2 separate regions of the Mus musculus genome follow, and region 2 is linked to region 1. A link is a loop called in an ENCODE intact Hi-C map of the cell type or tissue named here. Cell type or tissue: left cerebral cortex. All regions are shown on one strand.

What was found. Peaks named below come from ENCODE experiments on the same cell type or tissue, not always from the same donor. Only the 100,000 strongest peaks of a DNase experiment are listed, where the experiment ranks them.
Region 2: it touches region 1 in a loop (2.6-fold over the local background); 23 of 42 quality-filtered maps call a loop at or near these places.

Annotation. Positions count from the first base shown.
Region 1 is chr7:123,463,666-123,468,665 of GRCm38, reverse strand. It overlaps Aqp8 (aquaporin 8), which reads right to left. Exons shown (of 6, transcript NM_001109045.1): 3 at 4,351-4,477; 4 at 3,343-3,557; 5 at 1,946-2,080; 6 at 663-1,258. The coding sequence ends at 1,210. Among named protein-coding and RNA genes, the nearest start is that of Aqp8, 3.9 kb to the right of the region's middle. In left cerebral cortex, a CTCF peak has its summit at 2,768 (motif pointing right); a DNase peak (open chromatin) is centred at 2,765.
Region 2 is chr7:123,402,339-123,407,338 of GRCm38, reverse strand. It overlaps Lcmt1 (leucine carboxyl methyltransferase 1), which reads right to left. Exons shown (of 11, transcript NM_025304.3): 4 at 4,428-4,504; 5 at 2,855-2,916. Among named protein-coding and RNA genes, the nearest start is that of Lcmt1, 27 kb to the right of the region's middle. In left cerebral cortex, no CTCF peak of the experiment used is centred here; DNase peaks (open chromatin) are centred at 120, 3,002 and 4,065.

The sequences.
Region 1 (5,000 bases):
TGACCATGGTGGATGATCTTTTTGATGTGTTCTTAGATTAGGTATGTGGGTGTTTCACCTGTATTTAGGTTTGTGCACCGTGTGTATGCCATTCCCAGGAGACCAGAGTGGGGAGCCAGACATACCTGAGACTGGAGTTAGAGACACTCATGAGCCACCATGTGGGTTCTGAGAATCAAACCCATGCCCCATGGTTCTTAGAGTAGATACATGCTCCACTTGGAAGATGTGTTACTACTGTGTCTCCTTATCCCTTCTTTATTCTATTCACGTCTCTCACCCACATGCCAGTGGCTCATCAGTCTATGCTATCTGCTGCTGTTCTCCTTCCATGAAGAATTCCTGCATCTTTGCCCCACCCCCACCTCATCCCTAGCTAGAGTGCAATGAATGGATTGGTCCATATCCAGGTAGTACTGGGCATTCACCAAGGCCCTGGGTTTTACATTCAATTTTCAGCAGGTTTTCCAACTAGAGCGTAAGTAAATGAACACTGTGCTCTGGGCTTAATGCCACAGTGGCTCCATCTGAGTGCAGACAGACTCTGAAAGGGACCATATAAGTACCTACCTTGGCTCTGCAAGCCAGCCTCTCCACCCAGACTTTTATTTCCTCCTCATCAGTGCCCATGTCTTAAACAAAAGACAAGTCAACAGACACCTGGGATGAAATGCTAAGCCATTTATTACAAAGTCAGATTGGGAGCTGAGGAAGCAAGATCTTTGGGCTCCTGAAAGACCTTCTGTAACTGTAATCAAGAGAAAAGAGGGTGTGGAGAGCAGGGGCTCAGTAGCAAAGTGCTCACCTAGTGTGCATGAATTGGGTTCCAAACCCAACCTAGTAAAAAAGAAAGAGGACTGAAGAAATGGACAGTGTGCATTCTCCACCTTCTCAGCCCTTCTAATCCCTGCCCTCTCGCAAGAAAAGAGGCCTACCCTCTTTTTCTATGCGGTCTCTACCTGTCTTTAGGCTGGGCCCCAGGCCCACTCCATGAGCACAGAGAAATTCCAGGTTTCCAGGAGCATGCTCAGGACAGAGCAGCAGCCGCCTGCCTGCCTGCCTGCCTGAGAAGCCAGGCCTAGGTCAGCTGCTGTCATGGTGACTCCTGTTAGCTCAGGTCCTGCAGGAGATAATGGAATTGTTCCGTCCTCAACTTAGGACAAGCAGCTGAGGACTCCAGGCAGTGGGAACGTCGCCAGCAGTTCTTCTTCACCTCGACTTTAGAATTAGGCGGGTTTTCTCATCTCCGATGAGGAGCCTAAAAATAAATTGCCCTGTGAGGTCTCTATTCCCCTGCAAGAAAGACCCAGCTCTCCATTACAAATCTCTAAGCCCAGAACTCTCTAGACGGGTGGTTTCCTGAGCTGAGTCCTCTCAGGCAGTGGGTGGGCAGTTTCCTCTCTGGTCCCACACATACCTTATCCAGAAGGGTGTGTATGGGTAGCCATTCAGAAATCAGCAACGGAGTGATTAGTGGTGTTTTACACCCGGCTCCAGGCATAGCCTGAAGCCTCTAGACTGCAGTGGGTAATGTTACAAGAAGGCTACGCATCCAGCCCAGACTCAGCCCTCCCAGACACAGCCAAGGGAAGATAGGGAAGGTCTGGGAGGAATTGGTGCTCCAAGGGGAAAGAATATTATCTAAATATGTTGTAAAAAAAATAGATAAAAAAATATTTTAAAGCCAACCTAAACATGAAGCCTACCCACCCATAGGACTATCCCAAGTCCTTCAAAACACATTTGAGTCCTACTTGGAGCCAGTGACACCCATGAACACTTCAATCCTAAGAGCCAGTTAGTTCCCCTTGCAAAGTGGATCTCTATCACTTGGAGCCAAAGGCCTTAGGCAGAGGCAGCACACTTCCCTCTGAAGATTCCCATTTTCCTCCAAGGTTATGTGAATGCCAATCTAGTAGCTGTAGATTCTCTGTCACCCTCCTACCTAATGAGCAGTCCTACAAAGAGGCCAGCCAGGAGGGGGCCCAGCCAGTAGATCCAATGGAAGTCCCAGTAGCCAGCCATCACAGCAGGTCCAAAGGCACGAGCAGGGTTCATGCAGGCTCCAGAGATGCTACCACTGCAGACACATAGGTACCCAAGTTACCAGCATCTCAGAAGGTCCTACCTCAAACCCACATCCTTAATCAGGCCTACAGCCAGCCTCAAGCAGACATCCTCTCTAAACGCCCATACCAGGGCCCCTGGGTGGATCCCAGAGGCTGTAAGGGAGCCTTGCTTAGCTCTAGGCTGACAAAGGGTGATTGCTACATGACCATCATATCAGCCCCTCCGCATACATACACACTTCTAGAACAAATGGTCAGCAAAAGCACCTGCTTAGTCACGACAGGAGGGGAAAGTGGAGCACATTCCTTTCCAAAGTCTAGAAAGCAAAGTCCAAGGAGCTCCGCCCATTTTGGAGTTGACCTACATTCAAAGTCCAGCCCGGGCAGTTCTACTCTGTGACCTTTGTCTAACCTCTCTACATATCCACTGAGGTGGCAGTATCCACTCCATAGGCTGTAGCCAGGAACAAATGACACAATGTGCATGTCCTGATGGTTACTAAAGTGTGTCTGGCACACTGAGGACCTCATGCCACAGACTTGGGCCCTACTTCCAGAAGGAGCTTGTTTCCAAGGCACACCTCAGCTCTGGGTTCTGTCTCCAAACCCAGTGCCTTCAGGCTGATCTATAACCTTCAGTGGGTTCTGTGTCCAGAAGCCCATCCAGGTAGGGGAGCACACTTGTAAGTGAAGCAAGTGTCACTAGGTGGCAGCAAAGCACCACTACTGCTGAGCTACGGCATTCCCGGACCATTCAAGGGGACAGAGCCCTGAGCCTGAGAAAGGTTTGGTTCTGTGTCCAAATGAAAAAAAGGAACTGAACTTTTGGTGTTGACCTCTTACATTTCAGCAGATGTGAATAATTGTCCCAGATTTGTCTCTTTAGACTCTCAGTGACCCTGAGTCATTTCTTGCCTTTCGGAACCACAGTTTGACTACCTATACAAGGGAGAAATCTTTCCTGAGTCTCCTTAATGCCTTCCCAAAACTAACAAGAAGCTTGAAATCAAAGAGACCAGGGTTAGAGATCATTTTTTGTAAGACAGAGTCAACACCCCGAGGGAATGCTTTATTTCTTATTACAGAAATTAGGAATTTTCATCCAGACCTCTGACTTAGCCCTAAATGAAGTAGAAGGGTGGCCATATTCTCTAGCCAAAAATCACCTAGCACTGCCTGATACCACCTACCCACCATTGCCTCTTGCCTGCCTAAAGCCAGCCCACTCTCCATTTGCCACGGGGCAGCCATCACACTTTTGAGGGATACTTACCCTGCCAGGATGTCCACAATGACAGAGAAGCCAATGGAGAATGGGGCTAAAGGGCCCATTGTCTTCTCATTGACAGCACCCATACACACAGCCAATACCAACAGCATTGTCAGAATGATCTCTATCCCCAGGGCTTCTGCCACCTGCTCCTGCTCCTGGACGATGGCAAAGGCTGCCCCAGATGCATTCCAGAATCTTTCCTCTGGACTCACCACCTGTGGAGGAAAAGCCACTCAGCCTAGACGAGAGACGCTGGGAGCTGACACAGGTCCGTGCTCCCACCCATCTGCATTTGGGCAGAGCCATGTCTGTTTCCCAGCTTCTCCCCTTTTCATGTATAACCGAAGAAGCTGCAAGACTTCCCTGAGCCTTGCTTTGCACCTTTGAAAACTGAGGATAATGGGTGTTGGGCCCTAGTCCCCCTAAATAATCTTCGCTGAGAAAAAGAGCGCAAAACTAGCTTGCCTCAAGCTCTCCAAGATGAAGACATTGAGGGACCTGAGGGCCTTGAGAAAACAGAGTGAGTGGTTGAAAGTGAGTCAGTCTCATGGGGACAGGCACTGGTGGAAGTCAACAGTGAGGGAGAAGGGAAGAATAGAAAGGAGGGGGAGCAGGAGGGATGGAGGGAAGGAGCCCCAGGAATTATATACAGAGCCCATCCAGGGGATGAAGCTCTATGGTAGACCATTTCTCTGGCATGTTCAAGTCTCCTGCTAGGGCACCACGTGCATGCCTAGTAACCACAGAGGCCAGGAAAGAGTGTTAGAGCCCTAAGACTGGAGTTACATAAGGTTGTGAGCTGCCATGTGGGTGCTGAGAACTGAACCCAGGTCCTCTGGAGGAGCAGCCAGTGCTCTTAACTGCTGGGGCATCTCCTTGGCCCGGGAAGTAGCCTTTTTGACTAATAGAAAGATTTCTAAGATTTCAAGCAAACCCAAAGGTAAGAGAGGGGAAAGGGGACTCCATCAGTACCAAGCCACTAGTCCTATCCCAGCAGGGACCACTCACTTTAGCCAAGGCAGCCCCAATCAGCCCTCCAAATAGCTGGGAGATCCAATAGGGAATTAGCAGCATGGTCTTGAGGCCTCCGATCACTGTGACTGCCAGCGACACAGCAGGGTTGAAGTGTCCACCGCTACAACCAAGAAGAGAAGGAAGCCATGAGGACATGCTCCAAGGCTCACCACAGGGACATCCCTTGGGAATATGTACTTCAGCCTGTCCTCCAAGCTGAGCCTGCAGGCTGGAGTCAGCCCAGTCCCTTCCATAAGCAGAAATGTGCAAATCGCTCCCGTTTTTCCACGAAGAGCTTTGTGTTGGGGTGAGAGGAGCAAAGGTAGCTGCAGATGGGTGGAGCAGGCCCTAACCCCAGGCCCTAGTTGGCCTTAGAGACAAACACATACAGAGAACATCCATGGTTTACTCCAACTCCTCAGAGCTTGTTCTGGCCTTTCAGAAATGTGGCCAAAGTGCTGTACCTACAGTCGGTACAGCTGACTGCAAAAGCAAGATGTTGGTGCGTGTTCAGCAGGCATCTCTGCCTGCTGGTCATACTCCGGGCTTCACTGAAGCTGATGCTGCCCTCTTCTGCATCACACAGCTAAACACAAGCTCAGAGGCTCGCCTTGGTTGCCCAGCCAGGAAGCCACCAGGCCTAC
Region 2 (5,000 bases), 61 kb after region 1:
ACAGGCAGCTTTGTGAGCAGCACTCCTTTAGAGGACATGCTGCTAAGAGAACTGACAAAGGAGAAGCTTTACAACGAATACAAAGTAACAACTAAGAGCTGGCTTATACAGAGCCAAAGGAGAGACAATTACGCAAATCCTCATTACATAAGCGGAGCCATTCTTCAGTACAAGCAGTGGTTCTCAGCCAGAGCAACTTCACTAGAGAGCTTGGAGCAGTATCTAAAGATGCATTTGCCTGTCATGACTGAGGGATGTGCTGTGGAAGTATCCCAAGATGAGCAGGATCAGACCCTTAAACATCAATAATGAACACAACGAGACCCTTACATAAAGAGAGGCACAAGAACACAATTTACTAAGTAGTAAATTGTTAAAAGTCCCTAAATAACAAATAGTCCCAGCTACTCAGAAGGCTGAGGCAAAAGAACTGCTTGAGCCCTGGAATTTGACACCGACCTGGACAACATGGAGAGACCCACCTTAAACAAACCAAATCTTTAAGTGGTCCTAAATATTCTGTGATTGAGGAATCACAGCACATTGTGATCTATGCAGATCACAAACTAAAACCCAAAAGCAAAACCTTCTTTGAATGGAATTTACAGTCCATGGTCACATTTCAACTTGGCCACTGTCAACCTTATAGCTCTGGGCAAGTAACATAACCACACGACTACATTTCTTTTAACCATAAGTGTAGACAATGCTGATCTCAAATGATTATATTTAGTACTGAAGATGTTAAACTGATGACAGTGAGTGCATCGAGGTGCCCTGGGTGGCACAGCAAACTCACATGGATGAAGCAGAATGTTTTGAGTTTCTGCAGGAAATGGATTCTTAACATCAGACAAATACAAGCAAAGCACAGTCTCACAGTACATCCCTTTGAATTCCTCCAATGTTACCATCCCCTCGGGAAGTTAAGCTCTCATACGCTGTGGATAAAAAGCAAACCATGAATGTTGATGTAGACACAGGTGGTACCCAACCTGATTCCAAGGTGAAGTACACAGCTCTCATTAGCAATAGCAGTTAAAGACTGAAACAGTCACACGTAAAGAAGTGGTGTACATCTGGAATCCTAGTACTTGGGAGGCTGAGGTAGAAGGAATCAAACTTTAAGGCAGCCTTGGCTGTACAGCATGTCTAAATGTCTAAATGACTAAATACTGCTTGTCCAACCTGTCCATTGCCTTCAACTGACTAATAAATTGTTACATTTATGCTTAAGTTTGAACCCAATTAATTAGTAAACTGAAGTGTGGGAGATGTCTTTTGGCCTAGAGTACTGTGGAGTTACTGAGACCTTCAAGGCACTGTTTTAAACAGATAGGGTCAGCCTGACCCAGCACAATACCTGGGGACACACAGGAGGCCTTTAGCAAACACAAGAGCCCAGATAAGAAGTTCTACCCAAATGAACCCAACTAAAGAGACAAGTCACGCTGTGAGCTAAACAGATGGCAGAGGCTTTGGGCCACATGGTTTGCAGTGGTTTGTGACAGAGCAAAGGGTAACTGATAGAGACTGTGGTCATCTGCCTTCTAAAGCTACAGTTCGGGGAAAGACATGAGCAAAGCAGAGGTCTAAAAATAACACTCACACACATGTGTGCAGAGTGACTCAATAGCACTGGTATTTTTCAAGTAAGCATTTCAAAAGACACTTATCTGAATTGAACTCATCCAATTCAACCCATTATTCGTTCAATTAAAGACTAATTTATTATTTTTTAAAGATTACTAACTGCTCTTTCTAGATAAGAAATTTTCCCAGAACACTTGAGTTTTGTTTTTTATTTTTGTTTTAAGGTAATGGGGACTCTGTCTCAGGAGGATTTCTTGACCACATGCAAGATTAATTTACCCATCTACCCATTCATCTGATAATTTGTTGGCATTATGTACAGAGCACTGAGCCAATTCTCAGAATACAAGAATAACCAAGAATGTCGTGTGAGCTAGGCATGGCATTGTCTGTGACCCCAGCACTACGGAGAAGTGGGCAGAAGAAACCCAAGTTTTAGGCTAGCCCAAGCTACCTAGCAGGGTCCTGAAGAAAAAACAAAAACCAGCCGGCAATAAGCTCCTGTCATCATGGGGCTCATTATCCAACGCAAAGATGAAAACCGAACCCAGCCAAGCAGGGTAACAACACATGGGCAGTGTGTACGATGGGAGGTGGCTCTATATCACACATCTGCACATTGTTGATCAAAGTGATGCAAAGCGCAAGGGTGGCCTTGACATCCTAACGTGACACCAATTAACCAAGTACATAGATGACTGTTACAGAAAAGTGAATAGCCACAACAGGTCCAGTCGATCTGCACAGGAGACAAAGGCTGGCAGCCATTCACACCTCTGTGGAAACTTTAGTAGACTCTAGTAACAGGGAATATAGCCGCACCATTGCAATTGTACACAAAAGGAGGTCTGTTGGAGTGCCTGAAGACTACTGTGTTGATCATCAGAGAAGGCCACTCTCTGAATATGTTCTCTCACCCATGTGACTATTAAAACCTTGACCTCTGAACACAATGGAAAATGTTGATAGAGATCTACAGACAGACAGACAGACAAAATACCCACCACAATCTGTAAAACTCAGCGCTGAGAGAATGTGTCAGAAACAGTTATAACTGCACAGGGGTCTGGGATATGGCTAAGTGGTAACGGGCATGACAGGCATGTAGAAGATCCTAGGTGACGGCAGGAGCTGAGCAGATTAGTATAAAAGAATAGACTGCATTTACAGTGAGAATATTACAGCGTGAAGGGGCTCCTGCCTCAGACAACTAAGCGTGTTATGACCCTGACTGTACCCACTGCTCACAGGCTATACTTGCCCATTTGAAGCGTGTCCTCTGGGTGTAACTCCATGATGGGTCTGAATAAAAGCGGCTTGCTTCTACAGGAAGATGGAAAAGAGGAGAAAAGGGAGTCAGCAAATGCACGAGTGAACTTACTGCCAAAATGCAGCCATCTGTCACCAACTGTGGACACAGATCCAGGGTGTCTTTAGATCTGCATAGACATTACCATTACACGTCCCTAACTGGTCATGATGCTGAAGTCATTTCTGATTCTGAAGCACTTTTGTTTCAGACTTCTGGATGAGGGAAGTTTGGTATACTGCTAATGTCAGCACAAGGGCCACTTCAGAAATCTTTCACTTGACCTGCATTTGGCCCTGCGTGCACAGTAGCAGTTCTATCCACACAGGCGGCAGGTTAGGATAGTCATTCTGTCATCTGTCATTCAAATCACACACTGATCCTGAAATAATTCAATTTAAAAATAACTAAAAGACTAACACAAAGTTTCTAAGTGTTCCAGGATTTTCCAGCTACCTCCAACTTCTTGCTTGCTCTTAAACAAAATTGTACCTTATGATCCTGGCTGTTTTTTGTCATACAGGTACAAAGAACTGACTCTTAAAGCCAACCCAGCAAATGAAAAACAGTCAGAAACTAGAGACCCGCATGGCTATGCGTGGCTATGCACAGGTAAAACCTGTTTTTCTTTCCAGGAAACCACTTTGAGCTTCAGTTTCACCCAGGGCCGTTCACTCCTAGTTCAGCCAGGGTAATAATGAGCTCAGCAGAACCACACAGTTCTGAGTCCCTGTTCACCATCTGAAATGCCTACTTAATATAAAATGTATTTAATATTTAGAAAAACTGCAAAACTCATCGTGGACCACAGAAAAGGCTGAAAAACACTCCCCATGTGTAAGGATGCAGCAGCATAACAAAGTTTTAATGTCTAGGGGATTTTACAACATAATAGTAAGGCTTTTATTTAAATATCTACTTATAGTGGGGCAGAAGTGTTAAAACAAAAACAAAACAAAACAAACAAACAAACAAACAAAAAACTCTTAAGTCCTGACAGAGGGCTTTCAAAGCAGGGTTTTGATCTCAGTTCTAGCCAGGTGACCCTGAGTGAGGCAACTTGTCTGAGCAGAAGACTCTCCTCTCCAGAAGAGGGCTCTGGGGACTCCGCTCCCGAGTCTATGAGGACTGGGCCAGCCAAGAAAATATGAGACAGCAAGAGGCAGAGAAAAGCGCACCACCCACAGCTCTGCAAGCCCTGAGAGGAGCCCTCGCAGCGCTTCACATACTCAGAGCAAAGGGAAATCGCTGTGTTAATTCAGGGCCCCATGATAAAGCAGTAATCACCAAGAATTTTCAGAGTATTCAGCTATGCTCTGCATAGGTCGATTTTTAGCGTTCAGAGAAGTTAGACTAATGAATAAGGAGGGCCGTGCAGAGGATGCACTGACTGTTAAAGACTGCACTCATGCTGGACTCATGGTCCCAGAGCAAGAAAGGAAACCGAAAGGCAGCATTCTCTTCCGAGACACCAAGAGCTGAGTCTCCAACTGGCATCCTGTCCCCTCAACAAAGCCACACTTACTTGATGGTGAGCAGCTTTCTTGTGACTATCATTGGAAAGTCGACTTCAAAATATTTATTTGGGAGAAGACCTTCATCCTGGAGAAAAACACACAGAATCACTCCTTAGCTCACAGACACTATATGCAGCAAGCACTAAGCACTTACCAAACTGCAATAGGGGTACTTAGGGATTTTAGGTCAGGAGGCTCATATGGTCAGAAATCTTCTCATTTACTTTTATTTGTGTGTACGAATGTCTGCTGAGCCTGCGTGTATGTCTGCACAACGTGTCTGTACCTGCTGCCCTCAACGGTCATGAAATCCTGTGGAATTAAAGATGGTTGTAAACTGCCATGTGGGTGCCGAGACTTGAACTTGTGTCCTCTGCAAGAACAAGTGCTCTTAATTGATAAGCCATCTCTTCACCCCCAAAGGCATTTTTCAAATTTCTATGGTCTCAATAAGAATGTACCTGACGGGAGCAAGAATGAATACAGAGGCTGGGAAACAGCTCTGTTAGTGAAGTGCTTGTCTTAGGAGTGTGAGAATCTGAGTGTAATTCTAAAACTCAAGTCAAACTGCCAAGCATGGT